Regions from separate parts of the Homo sapiens genome. Here region 2 is linked to region 1. A link is an interaction called in ENCODE POLR2A ChIA-PET data of the cell type or tissue named here. Cell type or tissue: Caco-2. All regions are shown on one strand. Links, peaks and the distances in the headings refer to the core of each region. The heading gives the core; the rest is flanking DNA.

Evidence for each region. Peaks named below come from ENCODE experiments on the same cell type or tissue, not always from the same donor. Only the 100,000 strongest peaks of a DNase experiment are listed, where the experiment ranks them.
Region 2: POLR2A ChIA-PET joins it to region 1 with 7 read pairs; 6 of 35 experiments call an interaction of 5 or more read pairs at or near these places.

The regions. Positions count from the first base shown.
Region 1 is chr22:41,484,790-41,492,139 of GRCh38, reverse strand. All of the region lies in intron 1 of ACO2 (aconitase 2), which reads right to left. Among named protein-coding and RNA genes, the nearest start is that of ACO2, 19 kb to the right of the region's middle. In Caco-2, for the core only: no CTCF peak of the experiment used is centred there; no DNase peak of the experiment used is centred there.
Region 2 is chr22:41,546,119-41,553,468 of GRCh38, reverse strand. It overlaps LOC105373044 (a long non-coding RNA gene), which reads left to right. Exons shown (of 2, transcript NR_134631.1): 2 at 1,581-1,760. Among named protein-coding and RNA genes, the nearest start is that of POLR3H, 5.3 kb to the right of the region's middle. In Caco-2, for the core only: no CTCF peak of the experiment used is centred there; a DNase peak (open chromatin) is centred at 3,904.

The DNA.
Region 1 (7,350 bases), core at 1,886-4,385:
TTTTGAATTCCCAATATAACAGTGCAAGTAACTTATTCCCATCTCACAGATGTGGAAACTGGAGATCAGGGAGGTAAGTCAGAATTCGATAGCTGGTATGCAGTTGACTCCAGGATGCAAGCTCAGGTCTCTCCTTCTGTGATGGATCACTTCTTCTAGATCCTGCTACCTCTAGAATCTCGGCCAGTCCCTCTCACCTCATATGGCCCCTCCTTTCCCAGAACAGTGTGGTAGTTCGGATTGAAGAACTATAGTCAGATTGCCCAACCCAGCTCCACCACTTAACTGCTGTGACCCTGGGGAAGTTATTTAAGCTCCCCACATCTTAGTTTTGCCATAAATAAAATGAAGATAAACTTCACAGCATTGATAAAAATGAAATCATCTACATAAAGTGCTTGGCATATGGCCTATTCATAATAAAAGCACTCCACATGTGTTATACTATATTGTTTCCTCCATAAAGGAGATGAACGTAAAACTAGAAGTGGTGACATTGTGTTCGTTCTCTGGATGTTGCCAGAAACAGCATGCCTCTTCTTATTTTTCTTACTGCAGACAGTTTTAAAGGCCCTTGTGGCTGATTAGCATTTTCCAGAAGCCTTAGCTCATCAGGTCCTTTGGCATTCCTGACCCCCTTCTGATGTATTCCAGCTGCTCTGCACTGTTCCTCCTTGGTTACCTGACCCCCTTCCAACTTTGGACAAGTCATTCTAAAACTCTAAACTGATTTATTTAGGTGCCTCTCTTTCTCCTCTCCAGATTATTTGTAATTTGTTAGAATTTGCCTTGGAAAGTCTCCCATCCCTCTCAAACCCCTTCTGCTCATGGGCCCCTGGCAGTGGGATCTCATCTATCTGGTATCTGGGAAATTCAGAACCCGCCTTCCTCAAGGGCACTGAACATGATGAACCTCCTTGGCCAGAACACATTCTAAAGGGACCTGCCACAGGTCTTTACAGATGCAGTTTTTCTTCTGCTTGGAATGTTTGCTGTCCACCTCCATTCCCAGTCTGCCCTTTGCCTAGGGAACATCCAGTTGATCCATCAAACTCCAAATACATTTCACTTTCTCAGGGAATCCTTCTCCGAATCCCCAGCCCTATGAGAGCCTCCTATTATATATGCCCTTTACCTCTCCTTGACTTCATTCATGAGATGATGTCTGTCTCCAAATATTTTAGTCTGTAAGCTCCACTAGGGAGAGATTGTCTCTGTTTATTCATAACTAAAATCCCCCGGCCTGAAAAGCAAGCCCGATACACAGGAGGTGTTACATAAATACCAATTAGTTAAAAAAAGGGATGTTGCTTCTACTTTCCCAACCAGCTCTTCCTTACTAAGCAGGATTAAAATACAGAGCAGGTTGAGTTAGTCTTGTGAGAGCCAACAGTTATCAAGGCAAATCAATACTTTATCAGTCTTAGATGCTTTTAGTTAGACTGTAAAGAGGTTCAACATTTTGAAAGACAATTAGGTAATACATATTAAAATGTAAAGTGTTTGCACTCTTTGACTAGCTTTCCCTCTTCCAGGAAACTATCTAATTAAAATATATAAAAGAGCAGAGAGACAGGCAAAGGTACTGTCCGCGGCGCTGTTTTTAAGAGAACAACCCAATTGTCCATACACAGGGCACTGATTGAATAAATTCTGGCTCATGCACCATGGAATGCCACTCTACAGCTGTTTACAAAGAAGATAATGGTGATGGTTGCACAACATTATGAACATAATTAGTACTAATGAATTGAACACTGAAAGTGGTTAAAATGTCAAATTTTCTGTTAGATTTGACCACAATTTTTTTTTTTGACACAGAGTCTTGCTCTGTCGCCCAGGCTGGAGTGCAGTGGCGCAGTCTCGGCTGGCTGCAACCTCCGCCTCCCGGGTTTAAGCGATTCTCCTGCCTTAGCCCCCCACTGAGTAGCTGGGACTACAGGCACGTGCTACCACGCCCAGCTAATTTTTGTATTTTTAGTAAAGACAGGGTTTCACCATGTTTGCCAGGCTGGTCTTGAACTCCTGACCTCAGGTGATCCATCCGCCTGGGCCTCCCAAAGTGCTAGGATTACAGGTGTAAGACACCGTGCCCGGCCTGTAACTTTTAAATGTTGCATGATATATACATTTCTTTTGTAATCAGAAAAAGAAAAAATAAACCAGGCAAATAGTGAAGAAAAGCATACTCCTTAAAATATAGAATAGCAGAATTGTTTAGCGGCAATTTGACAATAATCAAAAGCGTTTTGGTTTTTTGAAATGTGCAAACCCTTTGTTTCAGCAAGTTTACTTACAGGAAGTTATCACTATGAAGGAAAAGGAAAAAAAAAATGTACCTTTACAATAGCAGGATCTGATTACCACCATTTTAACCCAGAGATCAAACACGGCACCACCGACAGCAGGACCACCCGACACCGGTGCCTCCTGGTGACACGGCCTCACCTATAAAGAAGTCTTGCCCAGAATGTTTAACCTGCATCTAAGCAAGCTTTGGAACCTTACCTCCAGAGTAAGGGAAATGCAGGAGGAAAAAAGAACAATGAAACCCAGAAGGTGGACATTCTACAGGAAAACTGGCCTGGTCTCTTCAAAGAGTCAATGTCATGGGGAAGAAAGTGCTGGGGCAGGGAGCGGGGGTGCTGCTGTAGATTAAGACAGGCAGAAATGGAAAAACAAATGCAATGTATGTTTTTTATTAGATCTCGATTTGGAAACAGATAGCTATCAAAGACATTTTGGAAGAAATTAAGAATGTGGTCTGGGTATTACTATTAAGAGTATTATTATTTGGCCAGTGCAGGGCTCACAACACCTGTAATCCCAGCACTTTGGGAGGCCAAGGCAGAAGGATGGTTTGAGCCCAGGAGTTTGAGACCAGCCTGGACAACACAGTGAGACCCTGTCTCCACAAAGGATAAACAAAATTAGCCGAGCAAGGTGGCACACGCCTGTAGTCCCAGCTCCCTGAGATGCTGAGATGGAAGGACAGCTTTAGTCCAGAAGGTCAAGGCTGCAGTGGGCTGTGATCATGTGTGCCACTGCACTCCAGCCTGGACCACAGAGCAAGATCTTATCTCAAAAAAAAAAGGGGAGGAGGAGGAACTGGATTATTCCAGCTGTATCAAAATCACCTGGAAGGTTTTGTAAAAACTCAGCTTCTAAGCCCTATCACTCCCAGAGCTCTGAACCAGATCACCTGCAGTAGGGCCTAAGCATCAGTAAAAGATTACCAGGTTACTCTGAGATAGCCACATCTGGTAACCACTGAACCTGATGTTCTCCAAAGTTCCTTCCAGCTCACAGTCTATAAATATTCCTCCCCAGCAAGCAGGCTCTCCAGTAAACCCCCTTAATCCCCAAAGGCCTGGAGGAAAGCACAGCAATGTCAGAATGGATTTATCTGTATCAAGGAAGAAACCCCCAGAACCCAGGCCCTTCTGGCTTAGCCACAGCCTTCACCTTCATGTACATGCAGGTAAGGAAGCAACGAGCTACATGTGTGCACATGTGAAATGCAACCCAGTGTGTTGCCCCAGAACGCACATGAGACTCAGAACAGCACTCGATTATGATCAGGCCACTGGCTGGTCACACAGCTTACTCTTTCTTCTATAAAACAGGGAGAATGATCCCTGTAGTCTACCTCACTTAACAAAGAATTCATTTAACAATGAATACCTTCCTAGGTGCCAAATGCTGTTACCATGAGGCTTCCAAGCTTTTCCAAGTTAAGGCACATTAACAAAATAATACATTTGGACACCACAGAGCAGTAAGCAGACTAAACTGCTGCCAGGAGGCAACCGGCAGGCTCAGCATGTCACCCTGCTAGGGTAGGGTAAAGCCAGGGCTCACTATCTTGACATGCCCACGTCCCATCTGCTATAGCGCACCTGAGGGATGCCTAGTTGTACCACATTGGACACTGGGAACACCACCATGGGGCCCCTACCGTCAGGATTACCATCTGGTAGAATAAGGAAGACACCAAAACAGAAAGTGCTGTAGTATTATAGTTGCTATTGTGCACATTAGGTGCAAGATTCAGTGAGGCCACAGAAATATGAGCAATCAAGCGCAAAAGTAGGCAAGATTTTATCAGGCTCAAACCAGATCATGTTTGAGTTCAAGTTCAAAAAAACTGGCTAGAGATGCATATATTTTGAAGGTAATAATAGTAGGATTTGCTGAAAAGTTGGCCAAGGGGTGTGAGAGAAGGAATCAAGAATATAACTTAGGTTTTGGACCTAAGTAACTGGGAAAATGGGTTGCTATAAACGAAATGGGGAAGGCAACGGGAAGAGCAGGCATGCACGGTGAGATCAGGAGTTTGGTTCTGGACATTGGACTATCTGATACCCAAGTGGAGAGGCCAAGCAGGCAGGTGGATTCTCATCCTAGATAAGCAGCCCTCTAGAGCTGTGTTAATTTGATGATTCATCTAGAAGTATAGATTATCACAACTCAAGATGACCCCAGATCACCAAGAATTTTTTCTTTGTTTGACAGATGAGGATATGAATGCCAAGGTCACATACCTAGTTAACAGAAGTTAGGGGCAGAATTCAAGCCCTCCAATTATCAAGTCAATGCTTTCCCTCCCATACTACCTCCCCAATTTAAACTAACGTCTTCCTGATTCATTAAATGTTTCTCCAGTCCCAGACTATGTGTTGTGGTGCCTGAATTTTAGGTGAGAAAACATGTCAAGTCATCACTCAAGGGACTGTGTAAGTGACTATGTGAGAGAAGTGCTGTGATAAAAAGTTAAGCTGCTGTAACAGCATAAAGCTGGACAGCTTAATCCAGAATGGGGGAAGGGCTTCTCCAAGAAAGTGATGTTTGATCTGAGGCTAAACAAATGGGCTTTAGGGGAAGGAGTCCAGGGAATTTGGCACAGAGAGAACAGCATGTGCAAGAAAGCACTTGCAACTGAAAGAAAAGAAAAGCAGCCAAGCACGGTGGCTCATGCCTGTCATCTCAGCACTCTGGGAGGCTGAGGTGGGTGAATCACCTGAGGACAGGAGTTCGAGACCAGCCTGGTCAACATGGTGAAACCCTGTCTCTATCAAAAATACAAAAATTAGCCGGACGTAGTGGTGGGCGCCTGTAATCCCAGCTACTCGGGAGGCTGAGGCAGGAGAATCACTGGAACCTGGGAGGCGGAAGCTACAGTGAGCCGAGATGGCGCCACTGCACTCCAGCCTGGGCGACAGAGACAGACTGTCTCAAAAAAAAGAAAACAAAAGAAAAGCAGCTTGGTTGTGGCAAAGTGAAGAAGAAATGGCAGAAAATAAGACTGAGGAGACAAAAAGGAACCAGGTATCACGAGGGACCTTGAAGGTGTAGAAATGCTACACAATGGGCCGGGAGCAATGGCTCACGCCTGTAATCCCAGCACTTTGGGAGGCCGAGGCGAGCGGATCACAACGTCAGGAGATCGAGACCATCCTGGCTAACATGGTGAAACCCCGTCTCTACTAAAAATACAAAAAATTGGCCGGGCACGGTGGCGGGTGCCTGTACTCCCAGCTACTTGGGAGGCTGAGGTAGGAGAATGGCATGAACCTGGGAGGTGGAGCTTGCAGTGAGCAGAGATCGCGCCACTGCACTCCAGCCTGGGCGACAGAGTAAGACTCCGTCTCAAAAAAAAAAAAAAAAAAATACAAAAAGTTAGCCGGGCGTGGTGGCACACACCTGTAGTCCCAGCTACTTGGGAGGCTGAGGCAGGAGAATCGCTTGAACCTGGGAGGCAGAGGTTGCAGTGAGCCAAGATTACACCACTGCACTCCAGCCTGGGTGACAGAGCGAGACTCCGTCTCAAAAAAAAAAGAAGAGGTTGACAGTAGCTTATCGTGTACCCTCTTTCCTAGCAGCACATTTGCACTCTATTATGTGCCAAGCAATAGGACTCAGATACCAAGAAGAGTGAGACAGTCACTAGACTAATATGCCTCAGTCTAGCCAAGATCAGGAAGTAAATGCAAAACCTCACTGTAACCTTTGAAAGAAGGACACACACACACACAAGGGGCAGGAGTGGAGCACAGAGAATGAGAAGCTCTGCCTGGGATGTTTCCACAAGGCTTCACAGAGAGAGCAGCGCCTGAGCAGGGTCGCAGAGGGCAACCAGGCATTTGCAGGGCAGGTGAAGAGAACACACAGCATGCACACAGAGACTCACCAAGTGAAGCATGCAGAAGCTGCCAATCACTCAAAATGCTGGGGTGTAAAAGACAAAGCAGGAGGCCAGGCACGGTGGCTCGAGCCTGTAATCCCAGCACTTTGGGAGGCCAAGAAAGGCGGATCACCTGAGGTCGGGAGTTTGAGACCAGCCTGACCAACATGGAGAAACCCGGTCTGTACTAATAATACAAAAATTAGCCGGGCGGGCCGAGCGCCGTGGCTCACACCTGTAATCCCAGCACTTTGGGAGGCCAAGGCGGGTGGATCACAAGGTCAGGAGATCGAGACCATCCTGGCTAACACAGTGAAACCCCATCTCTACTAAAAATACAAAAAAAAATTTGCCGGGCGTGGTGGTGGGCGCCTGTAGTCCCAGCTACTCGAGAGGCTGAGGCAGGAGAATGGCGTGAACCTGAGAGGTGGAGCCTGCAGTGAGCCGAGATCGTGCCACTGCACTCCAGACTGGGCGACAGAGCGAGACTCCGTCTCAAAAAAAAAAAAAAAAAAAAAAAATTAGCCGGGCATGGTAGCGCATGCTGTAATCCCAGCTACTCGGGAGGCAGAGGTTGTGGTGAGCTAAGATTGTGCCATTGCACTCCAGCCTGGGCAACAAGAGTGAAACTCCATCTCGAAAAAAAAGACAAAGCAGGAAATAGTGGAAGATCAGGGTGGAAACCCAGCCAGGCAGGGGAGGGTGTGGCTCGCTGTCCTAAAAACCTGAACTATAACCTGCTGTTTACAAGGGGCAATGTGGCACAGTGAAGATAACTTAACCTGACCAGGAGCAGTGGCTCACGGATCCCAGCACTTTGGGAGGCTGAGGTGGGTGGATTACCTGAGGTTGGCAGTTTGAGACTAGCCTGACCAACATGGAGAAACCTCGTCTCTAATAAAAATACAAAAAAATTAGCAGAGTGTGGTCGCACACGCCTATAATCCCAGCTACTCAGGAGGCTGAGGCAGGAGAATCACTTGAACCCGGGAAGTGGAGGTTGCAGTGAGCTGAGACTGCACCATTGCACTCCAGCCTGGGCAACAAGAGTGAAACTCCATCTCAAAAAAAAAAAAAAAAAAAAGAGCTGACTCCAAAGCCCAGCTCTGTCACTTACTACCTACATGACAAGCACATTTCACCCCAATTTCCTCACTTGGAAAAAA
Region 2 (7,350 bases), core at 2,886-5,385, 60 kb before region 1:
TCTAGGGAGATGGGGTGTTGCACAGTCTGCAGGGGAAGAGAGAAAATTCCTGACTGACACTGAAACAGCAATTCTCTGGCTTCTGTGTTGCCTGTAGGCGGCAGGGCGTGAGGACAGGAACCTGGAAACCTGTACTGGGGCTGCTGCGATGGCCCGGGGAGGATTGAGGGTGGCTGGGACCCAAAAATGGCAGTGGAGTTGATGGAGAAAGGTTGGATTCTGGATGCATTTTGGAGACAGCAACAACAGGATTTGCTCAGGGATTCACAAAGAGTGTGAGAGACAAAGAGTGGAGAATGATTCTGAAGCCTGGACCTGAGCAACGAAGAGTGGAGAAGTCATTTTCTAAGACAGGGAAGAGGCTGGGCGCAGTGGGTCACGCCTATAATCCCAACACTTTGGGAGGCTGAGGCAGGAGGATTGCTTGAGCTCAGTTCAAGACCAGCTTGGGCAACACGGCAAGACCTCATCTCTAAAAAAAATACAAAAATGAGGCTGGGCGCAGTGGCTGATGCCTGTAATCCCTGCACTCTGGGGGGCCAAGGCGGGCGGATCACCTGAGGTCAGGGATTCGAGACCAGCCTGACCAACATGGTGAAACCCTGTCTCTACTAAAAAAATTCAAAAAATTAGCCAGGCGTGGTGGCACATGCCTGTAATCCCAGCTACTTGGGATGCTGAGCCAGGAGAATCACTTGAACCCTGGAGGCGGAAGTTGCAGTGAGCCGAGATCACACTATTATACTCCAGCCTGGGCAACAAGAGTGAAACTCTGTCTCAAAAATAAATAAATAAATAAATAATAAATAAATATAAAAAATACAAAAATTAGCTGAGTATGGTGGTGCACGCCTGTAGTCTCAGCTACTGGAGAGGCTGAAGTGGGAGGATCTCAATACTACATTCCAGCCTTGGCGACAGACCTTGTCTCAAAAAAAAAAAAAAAAAAAAAGAGACAGGGAAGATGAATAAGAGCAGGTTTGTTGGGAGGGCCAGCCAGGAGTCCCACTGTGACGCATGTTAAACTCGAGTGACCAGATGGAGCTGTGGAGTCCGTGCTCAGGGAGAGAGGCTAGGCTGGCAGGAAGGGGTGGAGACATGAGCGGCAGGTGCTGTGTGGAGGCATGGTACCCGCAGGAGTGTACCCAGAACCGAAAGTGAGCCCAAGGCCCACCATTGTTGTGAGGCCGAGAGAGGAGTCTGTGAGGTGGGTGGAGAACATGGCTGGGCCACAGGGGAAAGGGTGTCTGACCTTCTGGGACAAAAACTGCCACTGAGGACAGAATTACCACTGATTTGGCAACACGGAGTCCATTAATGACCCTCAGGAAGCATATTCCCTGGAGCAGCAGGGGCAGAACCCTGGCTGAAGCAGGTCGGAGAGAGAAGAGAGGTTTGGAAGGGACCCAACAAGTACAGACGACTGTTTCAAGCAGTTTTGCTAGTAAAGGGAGCAGAAAAATGGAGCATTCACTGGAGGAAAAGGGAGCCAGGAAAGGGGGCCAAGAGAAGCTTTTTTTTTAAGATGTGAAAAAAAATCTTAATTGCTTTTTAAATTTTGTTTTATTCATTTTGAACAGGTAATATAGTCCCATGATCCCACACAAAGAAGATTCCTGGCCGGGCACAATGGCTCACACCTCTAATGCCAGCACTTTGGGAGGCCGAGGAGGGAAGATCACTTGAGCTCAAGAGTTCGAGACCAGCGTGGGCAACATAGTGAGACACCATTCCTACAAAAATAAAAAATAAAAAAATTAGCCGGGTGGAGTGGTACGTGCCTATAGTACACAGCTACAGCCATGCAGGAGGCTAAGACTGGGGGATTGCTTGAGCCCAGGAGTTTGAGGCTGCAGTGAGCTATGATCACACTGCTGCACTCCAACCTGGATGACAGAGTGAGACCTTGTCTCTCTCTCTCTCTGTTTTTTGTTTGTTTGTTTGTTTGTTTGTTTGTTTTTTAGACAGAGTTTCGCTCTTGTTGCCCAGGCTGGAGTGCAATGGCATGACCTCGGCTTGCTGCAACTTTTGCCTCCTGGGTTCAAGTGATTCTCCTGCCTCAGCCTCCCGAGTAGCTGGAATTAGAGGCGCCCGCCACCATGCCCGGCTTATTTTTTGTAATTTTAGTAGAGATGGGGTATGTTGGCCAGGCTGGTCTCGAAATCCTGACATCAGATGATCTAGCCGCCTCGGCCTCCCAAAGTGCTGGGATTACAAGTGTGAGCCACTGCGCCGGGCCAAGACCTTGTCTCTTTAAAAAAAAAAAAAAAAAAAAAAAAAGATTCCAAAGTGCATTTAGGAAAAAATTCTCTCCCCTCCCACTGCCCCTCACCCCGCTTCAGCTGTTCATTCCTTACTCCGGAGACAACCAGTGTAATCCACTTCTTATGAACCCTTCAGAGCTATTTTCTGCATAAAATAATATTAGATAATTATTTTTCTCCCTTTTTTACACAAATGGTAACATCCCATTACACCATTACACAGTGCTCTGCACCTTGTATTTTTGGATTTAACAATATATCCTAAATATCATTCTATATCAATACACAAAGGACATTCTCATTCTTTTTCATGGCTTCACATTTTTCTGGTATGTGATGTACCATGTTTTTTTTTTCAGCCAGCACTCTGCTGATGGACAGTCATTTGAGATGGGATCTATTGCTGCTTCCCTTTTACAGAGAGGCCGTGGGGCACTGAGAGGGTCATGGGCATCCCTGCAGGTGCTCAACTCGTGTGCTGTGGCATGGAAATGCTATGCTCCTAGTCATCCTGAGTGACTCTCTTTCTCCTGCCTTGGTGAGTTTCCAGCCCTATTTCTCCCTCACTCCTATACTTTCAGCAATTCTTTTTTTTTTTTTTTTTTAGACAGAGTCTCACTCTGTCGCCCAGGCTGGAGTGCAGTGGCATGATCTCAGCTCACTGCAACCTCTGCCCTCCAAGTTCAAGCGATTCTCCTGCCTCAGCCTCCTGAGTAGCTGGGATTATAGGCACATGCCACCGTGCCTGGCTAATTTTTTGTATTTTTAGTAGAGATGGGGTTTCACCATCTTGGCCAGGATGTTCTTGAACTCCTGGCCTTGTGATCCACCTGCCTTGGCCTCCCAAAGTGCTGGGATTACAGGCGTGAGCCACTGCGCCCGGCCAATTCTTTTATTATTATTTTGTTCATTCAAATAACATGTATCAGACACTGGGTTAGGCCAGAGCACATGCAGGGACGCAATAGGTAGAGAAGCTCTGTGGTCACGGAGCTTGAAAATGAAGCCACTTGTGGTGGTTTTTTTTTTGTTGGTTTTTTTTTTTTTTGAGACGGAGTCTCGCTCTGTCACCCAGGCTGGAGTGTGGTGGCACGATCTCGGCTCACTGCAAGCTCTGCCTCCCGGGTTCACGCCATTCTCCTGCCTCAGCCTCCTGAGTAGCTGGGACTACAGGCTCCCGCCACCACGCCCGGCTAATTTTTTGTATTTTTGGTAGAGACGGGGTTTTACCATGTTAGCCAGGATGGTCTTGATCTCCTGACCTTGTGATCTACCTGTTTTGGCCTCCCAAAGTGCTGGGATTAGAGGCGTGAGCCACTGCGCCCGGCCCGCTTGTGTGTTTTTGTACCTCAAACCTTCCATGGAGCAACATGGAGAATTCATAAAGAGGCCTGATCTCTGGTTTTACCAATGAGTAAACCAAACGTGCCAACACATCACTGTTGCAATCCTGTGAGCGGAATACTGTAACAGTAGCCTGGTAACCCACACACTGACCGCTTCAGCTCTGGCCCCTTGCCCCCAGCCTGGCCCCGCTGCAGTTTCCCATCTCAGAGGTGAAGGCTAAAGCCCACAGGCGTCGGCTCCTCCCACTTCTGTCCTCCAGGTCATCCCACCCATTCCACCCCCTGAAGACCTCTGGACTCTGACCAGCGTTACTCTCCATGGCTACCAGCCTTGCTCTGACCATCTCTTGCTGCGGCCACACAATAACCTCCTTCCTGGTCCTGCCTCCGCTCCAGCCCCTTCCCATTTGCTGTCTACCCAGGTGATATGTCCCTGTGTTATTTTCCTATCCTAGCCTTCTTTTTTTTTTTTTCTTTTGAGACAGTGCTTCACTCTTGTCACCCAGGCTGGAGTGCAATGGCGCAATCTCGGCTCACTGCAACCTCTGCCTCCCAGGCTCAAGTGATTCTGCCTCAGCCTCCTGAGTAGCTGGAATTACAGGCATGCGCCACCATGCCCAGTTAATTTTGTATTTTTAGTAGAGACAGGGTTTCACCAGGTTGGCCAGGCTGGTCTCGAACTCCTGACTTCTAACGTCATGGCGGGGCACAGCCTGGTGGTCGTGATTAGGGACTCTGGGGCCTGGGTCCCAGGTTTGCCACTTACTGGCTGTATGACCTTGAATGACCTACTTAACCTCTGTTTACCTTAGATGAGGCAAAATGAGACAATTGGGCAAGTGAGATAACGATGATAGCTCCTACTGTATACAGCTGTTCTGAGGATCAAACTTAATGCATATAAAGCACCTAAGTAGTACTTGACATATAGTAAGTGCTCATGAATGTTAGCTGTTAATATAATCATAAGGCCCTCTGATCTGGATGCTGCTTAGGTCTCTAACCTCTTAGCTTACCAGTTGTCATCTCCCATGTAAATCAGCCCGAATATTATTATTTATTTCAGAGACAGAGTCTTGCTCTGTCACCCAGGCTGGAGGGCAGTGGCATGATCAAAGCTCACTGAAGCCTCAAATTCCTGGGCTCAAGCAATCCTCCCAACTAAGCCTCCCAAGTAGCTAGGACTACAGGCAAGTGCCATCACACCCAGCTAATTATTTTATTTTTTTAGTAGAGACAGTATCTCACTTTGTTACCCAGGCTGGTCTCAAACTGACCTTAAGCAATCCTCCTGCCTCGGCCTCCCAAAATGTTGGGATTATAGGCATGAGCCACTGTGCCTGGCTCCAAATACTTTTAATTACCTGAGAGTACAAACTCGCTCTTTCTCTCAGTGCCCACCCTGCTGCCCCCCAACTCCAGCACCAAGTGCTCTGAGTTGAAGCTCGGTTTGAGGCCCAGTTTTTCTTCTGCATTGCATCTCCAACAACTGTACACAACAGTATGTTGAATGAATGCACGAATGAATGAGAACAGCATCACATGTGGGTTCTGTTTTGGGCTGTTCTCACGTTGCTATAAAGAAATACCTGGGCCTGGCGTGGTGGCTCACGCCTGTAATCCCAGCACTTTGGGAGGCCGAGGCAGGCAGATCACCTGAGGTCATGAGTTTGAGACAAGCCTGGTCAACATGGTGAAACCCCGTGTCTACTAAAACTACAAAAATTAGCCAGTCGTGGTGGCATGTGCCTATACTCTCAGCCACTCAGGAGGCTGAGGCAGGAGAATCGCTTGAACTCAGGAGGCGGAGGTTGCGGTGAGCTGAGATGGCACCTCTGCACTCCAACCTGGGTGACACGCACAAAAAAAAAAAGAAAGAAAAAAGAAATACCTGGCTGGTAGTGGTGGCTCATGCCTGTAATCCCAGCACTTTGGGAGGCCGAAGCTGAGGATCACTTGAGGTCAAGAGTTTCAGACCAGCCTGGCCAACATGGCAAAACCTTGTCTCTACTGAAAGTACCAAAATTATCCAGGTGTGGTGGTGCACGCCTGTAATCCCAGCTAGTCTGGAGGCTGAGGCAGAAGAATCGCTTGAAATGGGGAGGTGGAGGTTGCAGTGAGCCCTGATAGCGCCACTGCACTCCAGCCTGGGCAACAGAGCTGGTTAATTTATAAAGAAAATAGGCTGGCTGGGCACGGTGGCTCACGCCTGTAATCCCAGCACTTTGGGAGCCCAAGGCGGGTGGATCATGAGGTGAGGAGATCGAGGCCATCCTGACTAACACGGTGAAACCTCATCTCTACTAAAAATACAAAAAACTAGCTGGGCGTGGTAGCGGGTGCCTGTAGTCCTAGCTACTTGGGAGGCTGAGGCAGGAGAATGGCATGAACCCGGGAGGTGGAGCTTGCAGTGAGCCGAGATCATGCCACTGCACTCCAGCCTGGGCGACAGAGCAAGAATCCGTCTCAAAAAAAAAAAAATAGGTTTAGTTGGCTCATGGTTCCACAGGCTTTACAGCAAGCATGGTACTGGCATAGGCTCAGCTTCCAGGGATGCCTCGGGAAGCTTCCCATGATATCGGAAATCAAAGGAGGAGCAGGCACATCACATGGGGAAAAGAGGAGCAAGAGAGAGAGTGGGAGGAGGGAGGTGCTACACACTTTTTTTTTCAAGATGGAGTTTTGCTCTTGTTGCCGAAGCTGGAGTACAATAGCGCGATCTCTGCTCACCAGAACCGCCACCTCCTGGGTTCAAGCGATTCTTCTGCCTCAGCCTTCCTGAGTAGCTGGGATTACAGGCATGCGCCACCACGCCCGGCTAATTTTGTATTTAGTAGAGACGGGGTTTCTCCATGTTGGTCAGGCTGGTCTTGAACTCCTGACCTCAGGTGATCCGCCCACCTTGGCCTCCCAAAGTGCTGGGATTACAGGCATGAGCCACACGCCTGGCCACCACACACTTTTTTTTTTTGAGACGGAGTCTCACTTTGTCGCCAGGCTGGAGTGCAGTGGTGTGATCTCAGCTCACTGCAACCTCTGCCTCCCGGGTTCAAGTGATTCTTCTGCCTCAGCCTCCCAAGTAGCTGGGACCACAGGCGCGTGCCACCACGCCCGGCTACTTTTTTTTTTTTTTTTTTTTTTTTGTATTTTTAGTAGAGACAGAGTTTCACCGTGTTAGCCAGGATAGTCTCAATCTCCTGACCTTGTGATCCACCCACCTCGGCCTCCCAAAGTGATGGGATTACAGGTGTGAACCACCACGCCTGGCCCCGCCACATACTTTTAAATGACCAGATATTGGCTAGTCACGGTGGCTCATGCCTGTAATCTCAGCACTTTGAGAGGCCAAGATGGGGGGGATCACCTGAGGTCAGGAGTTCGAAACCAGCCTGGCCAACATGGTGAAATCTTATCTAAAAATACAAAAGTTAGCTAAGTGTGGTGGTGGGCACCTGTAATTCCAGCTATTTGGGAAGCTGAGGCAGGAGAATCGCTTGAACCCAGGAGGTGGAGGTTGCATTGAGCTGAGATCATGCCACTGCACTCCAGTCTGGGCGACAGAGCAAGATTCCGTCTCAAAAGAAAAAAAAAAGAAAAGGCCTGAACCGAAGCAATAGCAGTGGGAGTGGAATGAAGAGGAAACATTTGAGAGGAAGAATTAATGGTAATCCCTAAACACCTTTACTCAATGCTTCCTAGGAATGTGTTAGGGGATTGTGGGAATAAAGAGCTGAAGTAGC